3 separate regions of the Homo sapiens genome follow, and all the other regions are linked to region 1. A link is an interaction called in ENCODE POLR2A ChIA-PET data of the cell type or tissue named here. Cell type or tissue: CD4-positive, alpha-beta T cell. All regions are shown on one strand. Links, peaks and the distances in the headings refer to the core of each region. The heading gives the core; the rest is flanking DNA. Region 1 holds the start of PRPS1 (phosphoribosyl pyrophosphate synthetase 1). Region 2 holds the start of TSC22D3 (TSC22 domain family member 3). Region 3 holds the start of MID2 (midline 2).

Region 1 (6,003 bases), core at 564-5,563:
GAATTAAGAGGCATATCTTCTCCCTTCCGTGTTCTAAATTTTCCACATTTTCTGCAATATTATCACCACCCCTTCTTGTCAACATTTACTGTTGTACTTATTATGTTTTGGACAAGATCCTAAGAACTTTACTTCTATCTCATTTAATCCTCATAACAACAGTATGGGTAGGTACTACTTTACAGATTAGATTATTGGGGCAAAGAAAGGTTAAGGATTCAGATCCAAGTTCTCTGATTTCAGCACTTTTAACACCCACCCCCTCCGTGTGTGTGTGTGTGTGTGTGTGTGTGTGTGTGTGTTTCCTAAATAACCAGACAGCCAAGGATGATCCTTATGTTAGAAGAAAAGCTACTCTGCTCAAGAGAGCATCAACCAAGAGTCACCTGGGGGAGCAGTTATAGGGAGCAGTTACCATTTCTTCAGTATAGGAAAAACAAAGATAGGGGGAACTCCATAAAAAAAAATGTGATTATGTTCAATGAAGATTTCAGAATATCTAGGAAACAAGAAGCTAATGATTAAGCCAGAAACAAGAAAATCTAACCAGTCAGCAATTATCCATGTTGGACTTAATAGAAATCAATCAGTAGAAAACTAAGTTGTCCTCCCCCTCTCCTCTCCCAATATAGCCTCAGGTTCTGGGGTGCTGCATTATGCAGAGGGCAGAAGGATTAACACAAGGAGAAAATAAAGCTTTCATGCCTTCACATTTTTCCTAGACGCATAGGAAAAGGATTAAATATCCACAGGGGCCAAAGAAAACCTCTAAATGAAAAACATTCTTGTCCCCTAACTATATTGCCAATCACAAAGTCTAGTCCTGTTTTGTATTCTTTATTAAGGCCCATGAGCCATAATGGTTTGGAAAAATCTAAAGACAGCAGTTTGTAAGCCTCTTTTAACTAAGGTATTGCCTGGTTACAGATGGCAATGTTTACACTATCATTTGCATCACAATCAGTAGCACAATAATTCGGGAAGAAGCTGTCCATTATCGGTGACATTACTTTATCAGCTGGGTCTAAAAGAGATAAGGCGAGTTAAACTTGGAAATCAGTCCAAAGAAAGCAAAAAAGTAAGCAAAAACATTTAGGAAAAAATATTCGAAATATTCTTATCTGATTATTAGGTGAAAACTTTCCCCTTAACAAATCTGTAAGATTGTGGGCAGGGCTCTGATTTAATCGATAGGGTAACAATAAAATACAAATTACACCTATCAGAAACTAAAGATCCCACACTTAGGTGGAAGGGGCACTGAAATAATCAGGTAACCAAGTCATCTCTAAAACAGTCCCATGGTGCCGGTAGAGGGTGTAAGTCGGAGTCGAGGAAGCAAGTTTTACTGGCAAGGCAATGGAAAAAACGCAAGTTGCAATGCACTGTCCAATCCTAGTCTTCCACTACATTGCCTGTCCTCAATTATCTTTAACATTCAGGTATAAAATTGTTTCCTAAATTCCCTACACAGAGCTTAAAGAAGGAGCCAAGTCCAGGATGGACTCGGTTACTGAAAAATACGCTTTTGCATTATCTGTACCACTAGCTGCACTGGGGAAGGTCAAACATTCCAGAATTGAGATTTCCAAGATTTTTTGGATGGCTCAAGCTGAGATGCTGGCTATCAAGGATGCAGAGTCAACGCATCACTTTAACAAATCAACTAGATTTATGGCTCCAATTACTCAGGTAGATGATTCATAAGATGAGAAAAGCCAACGCTTGCTGATCTAAGGGAAGTCGTAATAATTTTGGCGCCTGCAGTATATAATGTCAGTTTCCCTCAACACCAAGCCGAACGGACCAACACCATTTCGAATCAAAAAGCTGCTTATTGGACTCTAGGAAAAGAAAGACCAGGAGAGCTCAGTACGCAGGTAGGCTCTCTAAATGCAAGCTAGTCTAAGAGCTGAAGCAACCCAGTCCAGCCTGGGTGGCTCAACAGCAAAGCCAAGCCACGTGTCCCTACCGCCCTGGCTAAGCGTCGGTCCCCTCTCGTCGCTCTATGCAGCCACTATCTATTGGGTCCCCCAGCCCTTGCCCTCAAACGCAGAAGCTTCGCCTCACACTCCATCTTTTGACTCCACCCCACCGCACGGTAAGAATGAACGTGACCCTCCCGCGAGAGGTAAAATAACGGAAACAGCCCGTGGGGTAGGCTAGTCACAGAGCTGCACCCTCTCCCCCCAACCCCCAGTCTGTTTGAGCTCAAGCGGCGACCCCATCCCTCCTATACTCTGCCGCCTGGGCAGGTGAGGTCTAGTCAGGGTCCCAACTTGGTCCTTACCAGGTCTCCTGGTTGCTGAATTTCTTAGTCACCACCTTGCCTAGCTCCAGGCCCAGGCGGTCAGCAATTTTCTGAGATAAGTCCTGGTGGGAGCTGCCGCTGAAGATTTTGATATTCGGCATCCTGGCCAACTACCCTAAGCACTCCACTAAGCGATCACGGCTGCTGCAGAGACCGGAACCGAAGTCGGCCACAGACTCAATACCAAGCGCTTTGCGTTGCTACTCCGCCATCTTACATTCCCGCCCGGCGCGCGGCTCTAAATTACCCAAAGCGGCGGAGGTGGGGTCAGCGGCGAAGTCCACACCCCGCTGGCAACGATTAGCTAAGAGGGAGCGAAGGGCGGGGTTTGGTCCTCGGTGTAGCTCTGCCTCCTTCCGATTCTCTCAGGTATTGGGTGAAGAGCATGAACGGGGGCGAGACTAACCCATAGCCCGGCCCCCTGTAGCTAGGCTGTTGGGGACAGGAGACGTTGGACTGGGGGTGGAGGGATGCTGGTGACGTCTGAGGCCAGATCGTTCCCGCTAGCGGGAAATCAACCATGCCTGCTTTTTTATTTCCCCTCCCTCAGCGCAGGAAAGTAAGTCTGGCTCTGGTTTACAGTTTCCTTTAAGAAAATCTGTTTATCAGGATGACAGCCACGAGTTTGCATGTTTCTGAACACATTTTTTATCTCTTTATAAGGATGGGGCTGAATTAAAACACTTTTACATCACAGACGTGCATGCAAGGAGTTTGCTTGCCCATTGTAATTGCAGTGTCGCCTTTGCCTGCAAGACAGTTTACATGGGGGAAGTGACTGAAGGCATGCCACCTGAATCATCCAAGAGACACTGCAAGAGAAAGTTGTTTTGTTTCTAGTGCTGGAACCAAGTATGTTGAAACAAGTGAAGGAAGATGGATTTTCCAAACTATCTGGACAATAAAGATCTAACTTTTATAGCCCTCGGAAAGGAAAGAAAGTATAGTGTTCTATGGGACTTCAGATAAAGAGCCCTGAAGGGATTTGAAAAAACCTGGGTTTTAGTCCTGTCTGCCTCATGTAAGCCTCAATGTCATCAGCTACATGTTGCTAATGTGGCCTTTTACACCATGTTTTATTATTTTTATAGCGATACTTGTTAATTGGACCTAAGTGAGCCTTTATTCTTGCACCATGTTTCCATTAAGCATATTTTAAGCATGGGTTAGGAGAAGATAAAAATCATACAATTCTGGAATCAAAAGTGACCATAGTGCTCATAACTACCAAATGTAAAAATAGAAGGGACCTCAGAGATCATATAGTCGTTTTACATATGATAAAACTGAGATGGAGGTGGGAGAGGGATTTATCTAAGTGGCAAAGGCAGAAAATACTCAAAGCAGCATCCTGTCTTTGTCTTACTGCTATTTTCAGCAGTGTCCATGGAGGACTTCTCCTTCTGACCTTTTTTGCACTTTTACAAGCTCAGAAATTTAATGTAGGCCCATGTATATAGGAATACTTGGAGAAGGAAGTAAACTGCAAGGCAGAATATTAGTAGTCTTCCATCATAGGCCATTCATCAAATATTTACTGAGTGTTCTATTGCATGCAAGGCAGTGTGCAAGGCGTTGAGGGGACTACAAAGTATTTGCCCCAAGGGATTCGTTCATTCAATAAATATTTAGTGAACATTCTTTATGTGCTAGGCCCTGTGTATTGGCACAAGAATACATTAGTAAACAATTAAAAATACCCTGCTGTCATGGAGTTTACATTCTCAAACAATAAACATGTAAATAAGCAAAATGCATAGTATGTCAAATGGCAATAAGTGTTGTGGAAAAAAAAATCAGGCAAGGAAAGTGGGATAATGTGCCAGAGTGTAGAGGAGAGGAGTACAATTTTAAGTAGGGTGGTCAGAGAAGACCTGTCTTGGAAGGTAACATTTGGGCAAAGACCTGAAGGAGGAAAAAAAAAACAAAAAAATGAGCCATGTTGATATCTCGATAAGCAAAGAGAACAGAAAGGGCAAATACCCTAAGGCAGATGTATCTCGCTTGTTTGAGGAATACCAATGCGGGACGAGTGTTGTGTGGTGGAGGTGGAATGTATCTATAAGAGAAAAGGAGGAAAGTGAGGTCAATGAGATAAGAGTGATTGGAGGCCGGCCAGGCACGGTAGCTCACGCCTGTAATCCCAGCACTCAGGGTGGCCGAGGTGGGCGGATCACTTGAGCTCAGGAGTTCAAGACCAGCCTGGGCAACGTGGCGAAACCTCGTCTCTACAAAAAATACAAAAATTAGCCAGGCGTGGTGGTGGGCACCTGTAGTCCCACTGAGGCAAGAGAATCACTTGAACTTGGGAGGCAGAGGTTGCAGCAGTGAGCGGAGATCGCACCACTGCACTCCAGCCTGGGCGACAGAGTGAGATTCTGTCTAAACAAAACAAAACAAAACAGTGATTGGGGGACTCAGGTGGGCACGATGGCTCATGTCTGTAATCCCAGTACTTTGGGAGGCCGAGGCGGGCGGATCACTCGAGCTCAGGATTTGCAGACCAGCCTGGGCAACATGGCAAAACCTTATCTCTACAAAAAATACAAAAATTAGCTGGGCATGGTGGCAAGCACCTGTAGTCCCAGCTTCTGGGGAGGCTGAAATGAGAGGATCACTTGAGCCTGGGAGGCAGAGATTGCAGTAAGCCGAGATCGCGCCACTGCCCTCCAGCCTGGGTGACAGAGAGAGACCCTGTCTCCAAAAAAAAAAAAAAAAAGGGATTGTGGGGAGAGTGCTGATCATGCAGAACCTTATAGGTTATTTTAGGGGTTTTTGCTTTAACTGAGTAAGAATTTTTAGCAAAGAGTGACATAATCTAACTTCCCTTTTAAAAAGATCACCCCAGCTACTGAGAACAGAGTGTAGGAGGCAAGATAGGAAGCAGGAAGACCGATTAGGAGTTAACTTCCAAAGAAAGTTGATAAGACATTTATACAAATAATTACAAAGCACAGACAATGTAATACGCTACCATAGAGAAGCCTGTGCTTGGATAATGTGGAGGCTGCTGTAACAAGGAGACTCTAAAATATAGCGGCTTTAGTAAGACAAATTATTTCTCTCTTGCATAACAGGCTGGCTGGTCTAAGCCAGTGGGATGATTCTGCTCCATGCTAGGTCATGGACACATCCACATTCTAGCTCAGAGAAGAGGTCTAGGCAAGGGATTTCCTTTTAAGCAAGTGAGATGAAATTTATCCATCCCACTTTCTCTCACATCCCTTTGGCAAGAGCTCAGTCACAATTCGCACCTAACTGCAAGAAAGACTAGGAAATGTTTTGTTAGGTGGCCCTGTTCCCAGAAAGAAGAGAGAATGAATTTTGGGTATGCAACTAGAAGTCTCCCATAAGGCCCAAACAAAATGCTCTGCAGGTCCAGAGGTAGAAGATATCACCTCTGCATGGAGTATCCTGGGAAATATTTTTGGAGGTAGAAGCACATGAACTAGGCCTTGATTGATGAGTAGGGTTTTGACAGGCAATGATTGAGAGGAGGTGGATCTCCCAGGCAGGAAGAAAAGATGAGGAAGCAGAGAGAGGTTTTGAAGAAGAGAAAATAGTTTAGTTTTGCTGGAATATCAAGTACCATATTGGGACTTCATTCCGCAGGCAATAGGAAGCCATTGACTGTTCTGGAGTAAGAGCATGACACGATCATAACTGTGCTTTAGGTAAACTTTTCTGTGTGG
Region 2 (6,003 bases), core at 533-5,532, 150 kb before region 1:
CTGCCAGAGCTAACCCCTCCTCCACACCCAAGACATGCCACCCCCTATTCCCCCTACACACACCAGGCCTCCATTACCACTTAGTATTTGTACTGTTTTTGTCTGTCTGCAGCTCTGTTTCTGCAGCTAGACCATGAAGTCTTTGGGAGTTTGTCCTGTTTTGTTTACCTCTGAATCCCCACTTACACTATACCTGACACAGGACAAGCACACAGTGACTGTTGAATGAGTTCATCCAAGAAAGAGATGCCCCTTATACCCTCTTTCTGCTCCACCCAGAAAGCTACCAGCTCTGTCTGGAAGTGGGGGCCCCCCTCCGCTTTCTTAGTTTATGCAAAACGTTTTGCTGCTTGGAGTCTCTCCATCCAACGCAATATATGTCAGCAAAGCAAGGCTTCACAGAAGGGAGCCAAGGTGGCCCTGCCCAGTCAGCCTTCTCCTGAGGAGGTGTGCAATATGTCAATACAAGCTGGACTTGTATGCAAATACATACCAGCTCCTGAACTCTATCTCTGAACTATGTAGTTTTTTTATATCTCAATTATATTTACTCTTGATCAACCTGGATATAGTATGGAAAGCTGTACTGAATTATTAACAATACTGCTTGAGAGCAAGGACTACAACAAGGGAAATGTCAAGGGGACAGAATCTTGAGTTTAATGGTGCCAAATGCCAAGAAGGAAATACTTCTACCAGGGCCTCATCCCAAGGTTATGCACAAAGATAAAAGGACTCAGGCAAATATAGAAACAAAAGTCCCAGCAGTTCACAAAACACAACTTAAATAAACATTTATGGGTCTAATATATTTTGCTATAACGTTTAACATGAAATAATTATAAACAAGAGGAAAAAACATAAACACTGTAATTACAAAACAATTTAGTAGACTATAAGTCTACACAATGCAGATGAAATTTCATATTCTACTACCTCCTCTGGCTTTTACCCAAGAACATTTAAAAAAAAAAAAAGCGAAGAAGAAGAAAAAGGGAAATTAATACATCTAAAGGGTTTGCTTTTGAGAGGAGAAATAGAGACTCCTCAGCAGTCTGTTAGAACGAAAGGACCATACTCTCAGTTTTGCAGGTATGGTCAGTGACCCCCAGCACCTCTTTCACCTCTGACCTTGGGATCCTGTCAAGAGCGAGAAGTACGGCTTGTTTTTGGCTTTCCGGCTGCTACAGCATAGAGACCACAACCCCACCTCCATTTTCCCCAAGTTGCAGGGCACATATAGGACCCACAGGGCCTTGGGAATAAGAGTTACAATAGTTGGCCGCTCTTTGCTCTTAATCACAGGCCTGATGCTTGTGGTACCCGGAGGAAGTTTCAAATCTATGGAAGTCCAATCCGCAGGGACTCAGGCCAAGTGAAGCTCCACTAGAAAAAAGGGCGGCTCTGGCCCTAATTGGTGTTCCTGCCTATTAGCTGGAGCTCTCTTAGTGTAGGAGCGTGTTCCTGCCTATTAGCTTGGCCACAGAACTCTCTTAGTGTAGCAGCTCCGCCTCCTACACTTCTTCCCTGCTACTCTTGGAACCAACGCACTGTGGATTCCACCAGGAGGTACCTCTGGTGCCTCTCCGAGCTTCTGTGACGCAGGCAGAGAACGTTCAACGTCTTGGACACTAGATGGCAGTATATGCTGCTCTATTTCAAAGGCCAGACTTGTGAATGAAGGAGCCGATGCGGGGGTGGGGAGTACTGACTGAAATGTAAGTCAGTTTTACGTGAAAACTGAACGTCATGAAAAGTTTAGTTTTTTCAGACACTAATCGTTATTTAATCCTACACATTTAAAGTATTCCAAGTCTCTGAGTCCTGAGAAACCCTGGAAACCCACCACTTGCCCACCCAGAACATCCCTCCATCTTACAGAGCTGGGGCACGCCCCTCAGGCCTGTGAACATGCAATCGCTACATCTATTGAAAGGGTAACGACAGACGGAGATCAACTAAGGTGGCAGGTAAGGTTCAGAAAAGGAGAAGGACAACAAATTTGGAGAAATAGGAGAAGGTAAGTGAAGTGAGGAAAAAGAGGGGGTGCTGAAGTAAGAAATGAGGGGAAAATAAGGGAAATGGCGGGGGTAGGGGAGAGAAAAATGAGAGAAAAGAGGAAAGGGGAGAAAGGGGAAATGAGGAAATAGAGAAAAGGAGAAAAGAAATAAGGAAAGAAAGGTAAAAGAATGGAAATGGGGGAGAAAGTAGAGGAAATGGGTAAAGAAAAGAGAAAAAATAAGGGAAATAGTGGAATGAGTGGAAGCAGAAGAGCAGAGAGAAGGAAGGGGAGGACTGAGGAGAGACGGCGAAGGGGCAGAGGGAAACCGGGACAGAGACTGCCTCTGAGGGGTTCAGGGAAGAGAGGACACAGCGAGCTGGGGAAAGGAGGTGACGATATCGTTAAGTAAGCAGAAAGAGACAGAAACTGAGGAGAGTTTGAGCGTGCTTCTCTGAGTTTTGCTTACGGCATTTATTGGGTACTCCTAATGTGTGCCTGGCACTCTCTGACTCTCTGCAGAGGCAACCGCTCTCCTTGCACGCCCCCCCCCCAGAAAAAGGGGGGCTTTGGAGGGCGGCAGTTTAAGGCTACAACACTTGGGGCTCTCGAGGGCGTCGTCTCTTCTGTAGGGGGACCCATTCGAGGTGAGACTAGAGACATTTGCCCTCACGCCGAGCTCGAGCCCCGCGAGACCGGGCCACTGAGGGGGCACGGCAGCCCGGGTGGGCTGCGTGCGTATTTCTGGCGGAGGATGCGCCATGAGCGCTGAAAGAGCCTGAACCGAAGCGTCCGGCTCGCCGAGAGAGTGAGAGCCGGGCCGGCTCCCAGGAGCGCGGGCGAGGGTGCGAGCGGCAGCGTGGATGCCAGGGCACAAGGGTGCGGGCGGGGTGGGGCGAGGGGTGGAGGGACAGGATCCAGCCGCTCGGGGCCCCCGCCCGCCAGCCGGAGAAGTGGCGGAGGACCGTTCTCCGCCGTCCCCTCTAGGGTAATTTACATGCTGTCATATCCCAGTGCTGACTCCCGGGCGTGCAGACCGCTAACTAGCTCACTCGCTCTCAGCTCCTGCCACCGCTCAGCCGTCACAGCCCAGGGGAGCCCGAGAGCCTGAGAGCCTGCAAACCGGGGAGGGAGGGAGCAAAGGAGGGAGGGAGCAAGGGCGCGCCCTGGCTCTCCCTCTGCCCTGCTGCCCGCCCTTCCTGCCTCCACAGGTCCGCCCCAATCCCCGCTCACACTTGGGAAACTTGGGACTGCGCTGGGGCCGCGTGTGGCACCTCAGGGGGGCGGCCCCCGGCCTCAAGAGGAGGGGGAGGAGAAGGAGGAAGAGGAGGAAGTGAGCCCGAAGGATCCGCTCGGAGCTGTTTGTCCAGCTGTTTCTATTCGCACCCGGAGCAGTACAGCCAGAAGGGGGCCGAGCCGAAGGTGGCTGGCTTTAGGCGCTAATTTCCAACTCTTTTCCTCACAGCTTGTCTTTTCCAGGCACCCTGGAGTCCCCTCAGGCCAGCTCGGTGGGCGCGCACCTGCCAGCCGCCCCTGACCTCGCAGGCCAGGCGACCTCCGAGCCTGAGAAGATGGCCCAGTCCAAGCTCGATTGCCGCTCACCTGTCGGCCTCGACTGCTGCAACTGCTGCCTGGACCTGGCCCATCGGAGTGGGCTCCAGCGAGGCAGCAGCGGGGAGAACAACAACCCGGGCAGCCCTACAGTGAGCAACTTTCGGCAGCTGCAGGAAAAGCTGGTCTTTGAGAACCTCAATACCGACAAGCTCAACAGCATAATGCGGCAGGATTCGCTAGAGCCGGTGCTGCGGGACCCCTGCTACCTGATCAACGAGGGCATCTGCAACCGCAACATCGACCAGACCATGCTCTCCATCCTGCTCTTCTTCCACAGGTGGGTGGCTCGGCACACGGCGGCAACTCGGTCCTTGCTCCCACCAGCCTCTGCTGCACCCTCATCTCTGGCAAAAGGGGCAACTAGGAAGTTCAGGAGGGGTACTGGGGAGGTCTGACTCAGGCTACAGTGACTGGACCTTGAGGTTGCCTGGAGTACCGCGGAGCTGAGGGGAGGACTGGCAGGTGCAAGCCCTATTCTGAAAGCTGCCTGCAAAGGCTTTCTGATGGGGACGCTGGGGCCTAGAAGGTGGGCAGACCCCAGATGGTTTGGAGGTAGCTGAAAGTACCCGCTCCTCAAATGCATACATTTCCATAGCCCCTTTGGAGATTCTGCCATGGGGTCTTCTTGAGTTCCAAGTTCTACCCTTCTCAAAAGCCCATCTCAAATGTGCAAAATCAGATTGAAACTACAAGGGCTTTAAAATTACTGAGTGCCCCTGACTGACAGTGAGGGCAAGCAAAATGTCAAGACAAATTAAACTGCTGGTGGTAGGAGAGGGAGATGGGGAGGGGAAAATTTTTAAAAATCAGAGACTTGTGAGAATTTCTTGAGCCTCTGGATGGGAGGGATTCGCCTCCTCCATGGATCACAGCGTTAAATTTCAAATGTAAGCTAAGCGCAACCCCAGAGAGCACCCTAGGACATCTTGAGTGCCTCAAGAACTATGTGTGGCAGGAGGGCGGATGAATCCATGTCGTTGCAGGCGTGTATTGGTGTACCGGTCAAGCTTTCTAGAAATCCTGCTGGGGAGGCAAGGAGAGGACAAGGGAGGGAAAAAACACAATGGGAAGACCCAAGGCAGCTGCTGTCCTTCAGTTTGAGACACTCTGGCAAGAACCAGTCTCTGGGAACAACTGAGGCAATTTAGAGGCAGGGCAGACAACATCAGGAAACCCAGCCATGGATTTAGTGTCCTTAGCGCCATCAGGATAGGGCACCAACATGTGTGTGTGAGTGTATAAGCGAGGATTTATTCTTGCTCAACAACACAGGTTATGTAAGAGAAAGACATCGCCACTGTGGGAGACCTGGGTTGTAGTACAAGTTATGGCTTCACCTGTTTGTATGAGCCTGAGCAAGTCGCCTGACCTCTCTAGTCTCTCCAAGGTTCCTTTTAGCTCTGAGATTCTAGGCTGTAGGCAGGCGATGTGCCCAGACAAAGTGATAAGAAATTCTGAGCACCTACAAAATATTTAGAATGCAAGCAGGCTCAAATAGGAAATTTTAAAAGCAATCGAGAAAGGCAGGCGCTATTCTCACTTAATGCTAAGAGCAGGTTTGCCTCCCTTGCCCCAAGACAAATCCACCATCGCCTCCCGCTCAGCCCAGCCCCAGTGATTCTGGGCAAGACAAGCAGGGCCGCTAACCTCGTTAGTGTTATTATAACAAGTCGTATTCCTCGGGCATTTTCGACACCATTGAAGCCCTTTCTCATCTATTATTTCACTTTAGGCATCAAATTATCTCATTGTCTAAAATAAACCAGGCTGAATTTTTAAAAATAATAAAATAAAATAAACCAGGCTGCGGGCAGAAAGGTTTCGAGGGAATCTTCATTTCTAGTGAAAGATTACTACAAGTGTATTCAGCCCACAGACGTTGAAATCCTGCCAAGCGAAAGCCCTAACAGGCTCCTAAGGATCCCGCCTGTCTCTGTTGGAGAGTGGCAGTGGGGGAGGGGTAGTAGAAAAACCTGGAAAGAGCGCTTGTAGCATTTGCATTTGTTCAACTGGGAGAGAAACTGCCACTCCAGGCTTTAGGAAAGTGTGAGAGGGGGCGCCTCTTCTGGTTCTGGCCCTAGGAGGGTCAAACCTGGGTGAGGGAAGTGTGAGGCTAAAAGCCTGAGATCAAAGTGTTTCCTTCTGCCACACCTCGGGAGCATCCTGGTTGTTTGGGTTTGTGGAAAGGGAATACCTCCTTTGTCATCTACTCCACTAATACGAGTTTATTGACTCTTGGTTTTAGGCAAAGCCTGGAAATGCTACAGGGTGGAGATGTAGTGGGGTGGCATTATAGGTATTGGTTGAGGGAGAAGCGCAAATTGTAGGAAAGGTTTGTGTGAGCACCCTGCCTCCTTCGATCAGAGCAACTCACTCAGCGTTCAAAACCA
Region 3 (6,003 bases), core at 598-5,597, 200 kb before region 1:
TGAACATGTATTGGAGAAAAACCAGATTTAGGACCTACGTACAATGATACGATTTGGCTCTGGGGGTGGGAAGCTAAAGGTTTTCAGTAAGCTAAGATTCCTGCTTACACCCAGTCAATCCACTAACTCAGTAAAAGGTAAAGGAAGTGCTTTCTTTGAAAAGTATAATGTTGGCTGGGTGTGGTGGCTCACACCTGTAATCCCAACACTTGGACTTGGCAGGTGGATCCCTTAAGCTCAGGAGTTTGAGACCAGACTGGGAAACATGGTGAATCCTGTCTCTACAAAATATTCAAAAATTAGCCGGGTGTGATGGTGTGTGCCTATAGTCCCAGCTACTAAGGAAGCTGAGATGGGAGGATTGCTTGAGCCAGAGAGGTCAAGACTGCAGCAAGCCATGATCACACCACTGCACTCCAGCCTGGGTGACAGAGCGAGACTTCGTCTCAAAGGAAAAAAAAAGTATAATGCTGAGGGTTTACAGAACCCTTTCATCTTCAAAGGACCAAGTCAAGACTAACAATACCCAGTACACAATATTATAGCTTTTACACAAGTGCACCAACTATGAAAGAAAAGTCATAGGAATGTCCTAAAGCCATAAGCCAATGTATCATCATATTTGGGATGAACTCTGATCTTCTTGACTCCTGGACCTGTGTTTTAACCACTACATTAGCTATTCTTGCATTGCCTTAAAGAAATACCTGAAACTGGGTAATTTATAAATAAAAGAGGTAGGCTGGGCATTGTCGCTCTCGCCTGTAATCCCAGCACTTGGCGAGGCCCTCAGACAGCTTGACCTCAGGAGTTCCAGACCAACCTGGGCAACATGGCAAAACGCCATCTCTACAAAAAATACAAAAATTAGCTGGGTGTGGTGGCATGCACCTGTGTTCCCAACTACTTGAGATGCTGAGGGAGAAGGATTGCTTAAGCCCGAGAGGTGGAGGCTGCAGTGAGCTGTGAATGTGACACTGCACTCCAGCCTGGGTAACAAAGCAAGACCCTGTCTCAAAAAAAAAAAAAAAAAAAGAAAAGAAAGAAAGAAAAGAAAAGAAAAGAGGTTTAATTGGGTCATGGTTCTGCAGGCTGTACAGGAAGTGTGATGCCAGCATCTGCTTCTAGGGAGGACTCAGGAAGCTTACAATCATGGAGGGAGGCGAATGGGGAGCAGGAGATTCTCACACGGTGTGAGCAGAAGCAAGGGAGAAAGAGAGCTGGGGGGAAGTGCCACACACTTTTAAACGACCAGATCTCAGGAGAGATTACTCACTATCACAAGGACTCACAGTCAACCAAGGTGATGGTGCTAAACCATTCATGAGAAATCTGTTCCCATGACGCAGTCACCTCCCATCAGGCCCCACCTCCAACACTGGGGATTACATTTGTACATAAGATTTGGGCAGGGATAAATATCCAAACTATAACAAACACATAAATCAAGTTGTGAGGAGCAACCAGGAAAAATCTAATTCACATTACATATCCATGTTAAGTTCATTGATTGGGCAAGAATATATAAAAATAGCAAAGACAGTTTCTCCCTCAGTACAGTCATGAGAGGAGACAGACAGGGGGATGTGAGGGTCGGGGGTGGGCAGGGGGAAGCTAACCATCTGGGGTACAATGAAACCACTCCCCAAACAGAAGAAAAGTAGGGGAGGAGAACTCCCTATTCAGCAACTCCCTTCTATTGGAATATTGCCAGAGAACTGATTAGAGTACTGGGACGGAGCAGAATGGGGTTAAAGGCAGCCCTTCTGGCCCAACTTGAGAATCAGAGGGATCAACCCACACACAGTACTTCTCTATTTAGTTTCCAATATATTCCTTTATAAGGGCTCATCCTCAGAGACACACAACCATCACCATCTATCCGCCCCACACTCAGAAATCCTCAAAAAGGCAAAGTGGTTGAGAAGTAAGATGCTGCATGGCTGGGAGGCTGGGAGTGCACACGTTGATGGGGAAAGGCTGGGGTCCAAGGGGCTCTGCTGGGGGATTTGGGTAGGCAAGTAAGCGTTGTGACATAGGAAGGTGAGTGATCCTGAAAACGGGTAGGGGACCGTGGAAGAGAGAAAGTAAAGAGTACAACGACTGCAGGATTTCAATTTCCTGCTCTAAGAAGAAACACCTCTGAAAAATAATGTGCAACACACGAAGTGCTAAGTAACCTAAACCTTATCATCACCAGTAATGTTTCTGTAAATCTACTCCGCCGTTATTTACTTAATTCTTACAAGGCAGGAATGGAAAATCCCCACTCTCCCTGGTTGCGTCGCAGTCTGTCCTGTGGACATATGTAAGTTTTCCCTCTCCCCCACAGAGCTGATTTCACAGCTAGGCCAGAAATAAGGAACCATCCAGACGGAGACTCGAGGATCGCTCCCTGGCAGAAAAGGGATTAAGTTTCACCGGGCCTCCCCGCCGGCAGGGCGTCCGCAGCCACGCCGGCTGCTGCGACAGCACCGCCCGGCAGACGGCCGGCCAAGGGGCGACGCCTGGGCCGAGGAGGCTGCCGGCTGCGGGAGCGTGGGAAGGCGGCCGTGCCCTTTCCCAGACTCGCGCCCAGGCGCCGGGGGATTCGCTCGACTGCCCGCGCCGGGCCCGGCCAGGCTGCGCAGAGGCCTCGGCCGCCCCCGCCCCGCACCCCGGAGTGCAAACTCCGTCCCAGGAGGGCAGTGGCAGGAACCCGGGCCCCAACAGCATGACTGAGAGCCGGAGCTGAGCTGGGGCCCCCGTCGCCGTTTCGAGCCTCGCGGGCCCCATCACCCTGCCTCGCCGAGCCGGAGAGCCCTCGGCCAACGCCGGGCCCCGGCGGCACCTGAAAAGCGGCCGGAGCCGGAGACTAGCCCTGCGAGGGCTACGACGCTCGACCTCCAGGGCCGCGGCGAGGGGGCGCGTTTTACCCATAGCGTTCCCAGGTGCCAGCCATCTCCTCCGCTCGCTCGAGGGCGCTGGGCTCTCGTCTGCCTCCGCAGCGGGTTGGCTCGGGCTCCGGCGCGAGCTCCCGGGCCCCGGTCGCCGCCGCCGCCGCTACCACTGTAGGCCGCCGCCCGCCTTCGCCGCCGCTGCCGCTACCGTCGCCGACGCCGCGCAGCAGCCGGGATCCGCCAGCCCGCGCGCCCCGCAGGGGACAGCACGGCGGCCGCGATGCTACCGCAGCTGGGCCTCCCGAGCTAAACTTAAGAGTTTTCGCCCCTCAGTCCAGGGGCAGCACCATGACACCACGGCAGCACCACACTGTCATTTCCGCCGCCGCAGAGGAAAAAAAAGGCAATCCCTTCCAAAAGGGAGGCGGAGTGGGGGCAAACGGGGCTGGGGCTGACACCCCAAGGGAGCACTGGGAAGGGCCCAAGAAGAAGGGGTGCTCGGCCACCTTCCCAGGCTCACCTTCCGCCGCCCCCGCCACTCCCAGCTCCCCCAGCCCTTCCTCTGGAGGCACGTTTACATGTCTTCTCCCCTGGCAGGAGTGACCGGAGAAACCTGAGCAAGCAAAGGCAGCCGGTGGGTGGGGCTCGGGTTACTACTGTACCTACCAGCTGATTCCAGCAGCCTTTTCTCCAGCGCCCTGTCATCTTGAAGGAAGACACACCGAGAGGGACCCGGACGGGTGTGCGTGTGTGTGTGTATGGTGTGTATGTGCGTGTGTGTGTGTGTGACAGAGCGACAGAGATAGCTAAATGTGTGTGAAATGCAGAAGGAAGGCTATGGCTAAACTCTTCTCCCACTCCCCAATCCCCCTGTCCCCCAACCCCACAAACCCCCAGGTTAGAACAAGAAAGAGGCCTTTGCAACGGGTAATAAGAAGAGAGAGCCGGGTCCACCGCAGAGATCCTCCCTATGAAGCTGCTCTATGCAAAGTTAACTACAGAGTAAAACAAAAATAGTGGAGGAGATAGAAAAGGGCAGACAATTGAAGGAAACCGAACCTCTCTTTCTTTTTACAAAAAAAGAATGGCTGTGTTTTATTGGCCTCGGGCAGAAGTTGTGGAGGTGGATTAAAACCATCAAAAGAAAAAAAAAAGTAGGATTTTTCTTGTACCTTCAAATTGTTGACCAGTAAAACAAGAGGGTCGTTACCACATGGACAATGAGGCAGATGCTAGCTATCCAGCTATTCCAGGTCCCTAATAAGCTAATTGGTCCATTTGGAATCCAGCATCCTCCCATTGGTCTGGAATCAGCCTGTTTGCTGACCTGTCATTGGCTCAGAGACCACCACCCGACTCAAAAGGTGGATGGGAGAGGGAAAGAGCAGGAAGCCCCATAAGAGACTCTGTTTCTAACTTGGGGCAAAAAGGGAGAAGAAGGGGAAAGAAATGAGAAAATGGGAAGACTCACCCCAGCACACACACACACACGCCTCCCATCATTGTGCATAGGAACAAGTCCAGAAAAATTGAGGTATCTCTTGGTATATCCCTTCAGGGAACCAATAGTAATCAGTCAACACTCCTGTTAAACAATGTGCTAGAGAGCACTGAGGTGGAAACCAAGACAAAAGTCACAACCAGGCTCTCCTGATGAAAGTCTGGCCCCTAAGAGAAGTAAAAGTTAGTGAGTCACACTTAAAGCACAGGCAACAAAAGCAAAAATAGGTAAATGGGACCATAAAACTTTCAAACATCTGCACAGGAAAGGACACAATCAACAGAGTGAAAAAGCAACCTACAAAATGATAGAAAATATTTGCAAACCATATATCGGATAATGTGCTAATATCCAGAATGTATAAAGAACTTCTATAGCTCAATTAAAAAAAAAACTCTTAAAAGTGGACAAAAGACTTGAATAGACATTTCTCCAACGAAGATATACAAGTGGCCAACAGGCATATGCAAAGATGATCCACATCACTAATTGTTAGGGAAATGCAAATCAAACCCCAATGAAATATCACTTCACATCCATTAGGATGGTCACACACACACACACACACACACACACACACACACAAAACAAACACACAGGAAAATACGGCAAGGTGTGGTTCACACTTGTAATCCCAGCTACTCAGGAGGGGATGCTGAGGCAAGAGAGTCACTTGAGACCAGCAGTTAGAGATCAGCCTGGGTAACATGAATAGAACGTGTCTCTACAAAAAATAAAATTAGAACAGAAAATAATAAGTGTTAAGGTTGTGGAGAGATTGGAACCCTTGCACACTATTGTAAAAAGGTACAGCCACTATGCAAGGGAATGTAAACTGGTGTAGCTGCTATGGAAAATAGTATGGAGGTTCCTCAAAAAATTAAAAATAGAACTACTATATGATTAAACAATCTTACTTCTAGATATATATCCAAGCAAATAGAAAACAGGATCTCAAAAAGATACTGGCAAACCCACGCTTACAGCAGCATCATTCAAGAGGCAGAAGCAAATTTAATGTCCATCAAGAGATGAATAGATAAAGAAAATATGGTATATATACACAAGGGCATATTATTCAGTTTCAAAAAAAGAAGGAAATCCTGTCACATGTTACAAAGTTGATGAACCTTGAGGACATTATGCTAAGTGAAATAAGCCAGTCACAAAAAGACAAATATTCCATGATTCTACTTATATGACTGTCTAAAATAGTCAACTCATAGAAACAGAAAGTAGAATGCTGGTTGTCAGGGACTGCGAGGAGGGAAAAGGAAAGAGTTGTTCAGTGGGTGTGGAATTTCAGTCATGCAGGATGAGGGGGATGTTCTGGGGATCTGTTGCACAACAATATGCATGTGGTTGACAATATTGTACTGTACACTTGAAAATTGTTGGAAGGATGAAGTTTATGTTATGTGGTTTTTGGCACAAAAAATTATTTTTTTAAAAGTTAATGAGTCAGAAGTCTGCTGAATCCAGCCTGATAGAAGAGGGGATAAATAAGATATGTAGTCATTAAAATAATTACATATATGCATTTGTATGATAATACATATATATATATATATATATAAAACAATCTCAGATATTATGAAATGAAAAAAGCAAAGTGCAGAACTG

Evidence for each region. ChIA-PET counts read pairs that join two places held together with the same protein. Peaks named below come from ENCODE experiments on the same cell type or tissue, not always from the same donor. Only the 100,000 strongest peaks of a DNase experiment are listed, where the experiment ranks them.
Region 2: POLR2A ChIA-PET joins it to region 1 with 18 read pairs; 12 of 35 experiments call an interaction of 5 or more read pairs at or near these places.
Region 3: POLR2A ChIA-PET joins it to region 1 with 25 read pairs; 6 of 35 experiments call an interaction of 5 or more read pairs at or near these places.

Annotation. Positions count from the first base shown.
Region 1 is chrX:107,625,038-107,631,040 of GRCh38, reverse strand. It overlaps PRPS1 (phosphoribosyl pyrophosphate synthetase 1), which reads right to left and starts at 2,531. Exons shown (of 7, transcript NM_002764.4): 1 at 2,291-2,531. The coding sequence starts at 2,412. RefSeq lists a silencer at 2,644-2,693. In CD4-positive, alpha-beta T cell, for the core only: no CTCF peak of the experiment used is centred there; DNase peaks (open chromatin) are centred at 1,320, 2,100 and 2,650; H3K4me3 peaks cover 2,596 bases; H3K27ac peaks cover 1,178 bases.
Region 2 is chrX:107,772,987-107,778,989 of GRCh38, reverse strand. TSC22D3 (TSC22 domain family member 3) reads left to right here and starts at 3,203. Exons shown (of 3, transcript NM_198057.3): 1 at 3,203-3,890. The coding sequence starts at 3,571. It overlaps NCBP2L (nuclear cap binding protein subunit 2 like), which reads right to left and starts at 1,257. Exons shown (of 2, transcript NM_001348372.2): 1 at 1,132-1,257. RefSeq lists silencers at 2,864-2,923, 2,897-3,191 and enhancers at 2,954-3,003, 3,280-3,856, 3,857-4,434. In CD4-positive, alpha-beta T cell, for the core only: a CTCF peak has its summit at 1,664 (motif pointing right); DNase peaks (open chromatin) are centred at 1,669, 2,559 and 3,049; H3K4me3 peaks cover 2,574 bases.
Region 3 is chrX:107,823,343-107,829,345 of GRCh38, reverse strand. MID2 (midline 2) reads right to left here and starts at 3,480. Exons shown (of 10, transcript NM_012216.4): 1 at 2,916-3,480. The coding sequence starts at 2,919. RefSeq lists silencers at 2,663-2,712, 2,873-3,062. In CD4-positive, alpha-beta T cell, for the core only: no CTCF peak of the experiment used is centred there; DNase peaks (open chromatin) are centred at 2,375, 3,075, 3,225 and 3,525; H3K4me3 peaks cover 1,826 bases; H3K27ac peaks cover 562 bases.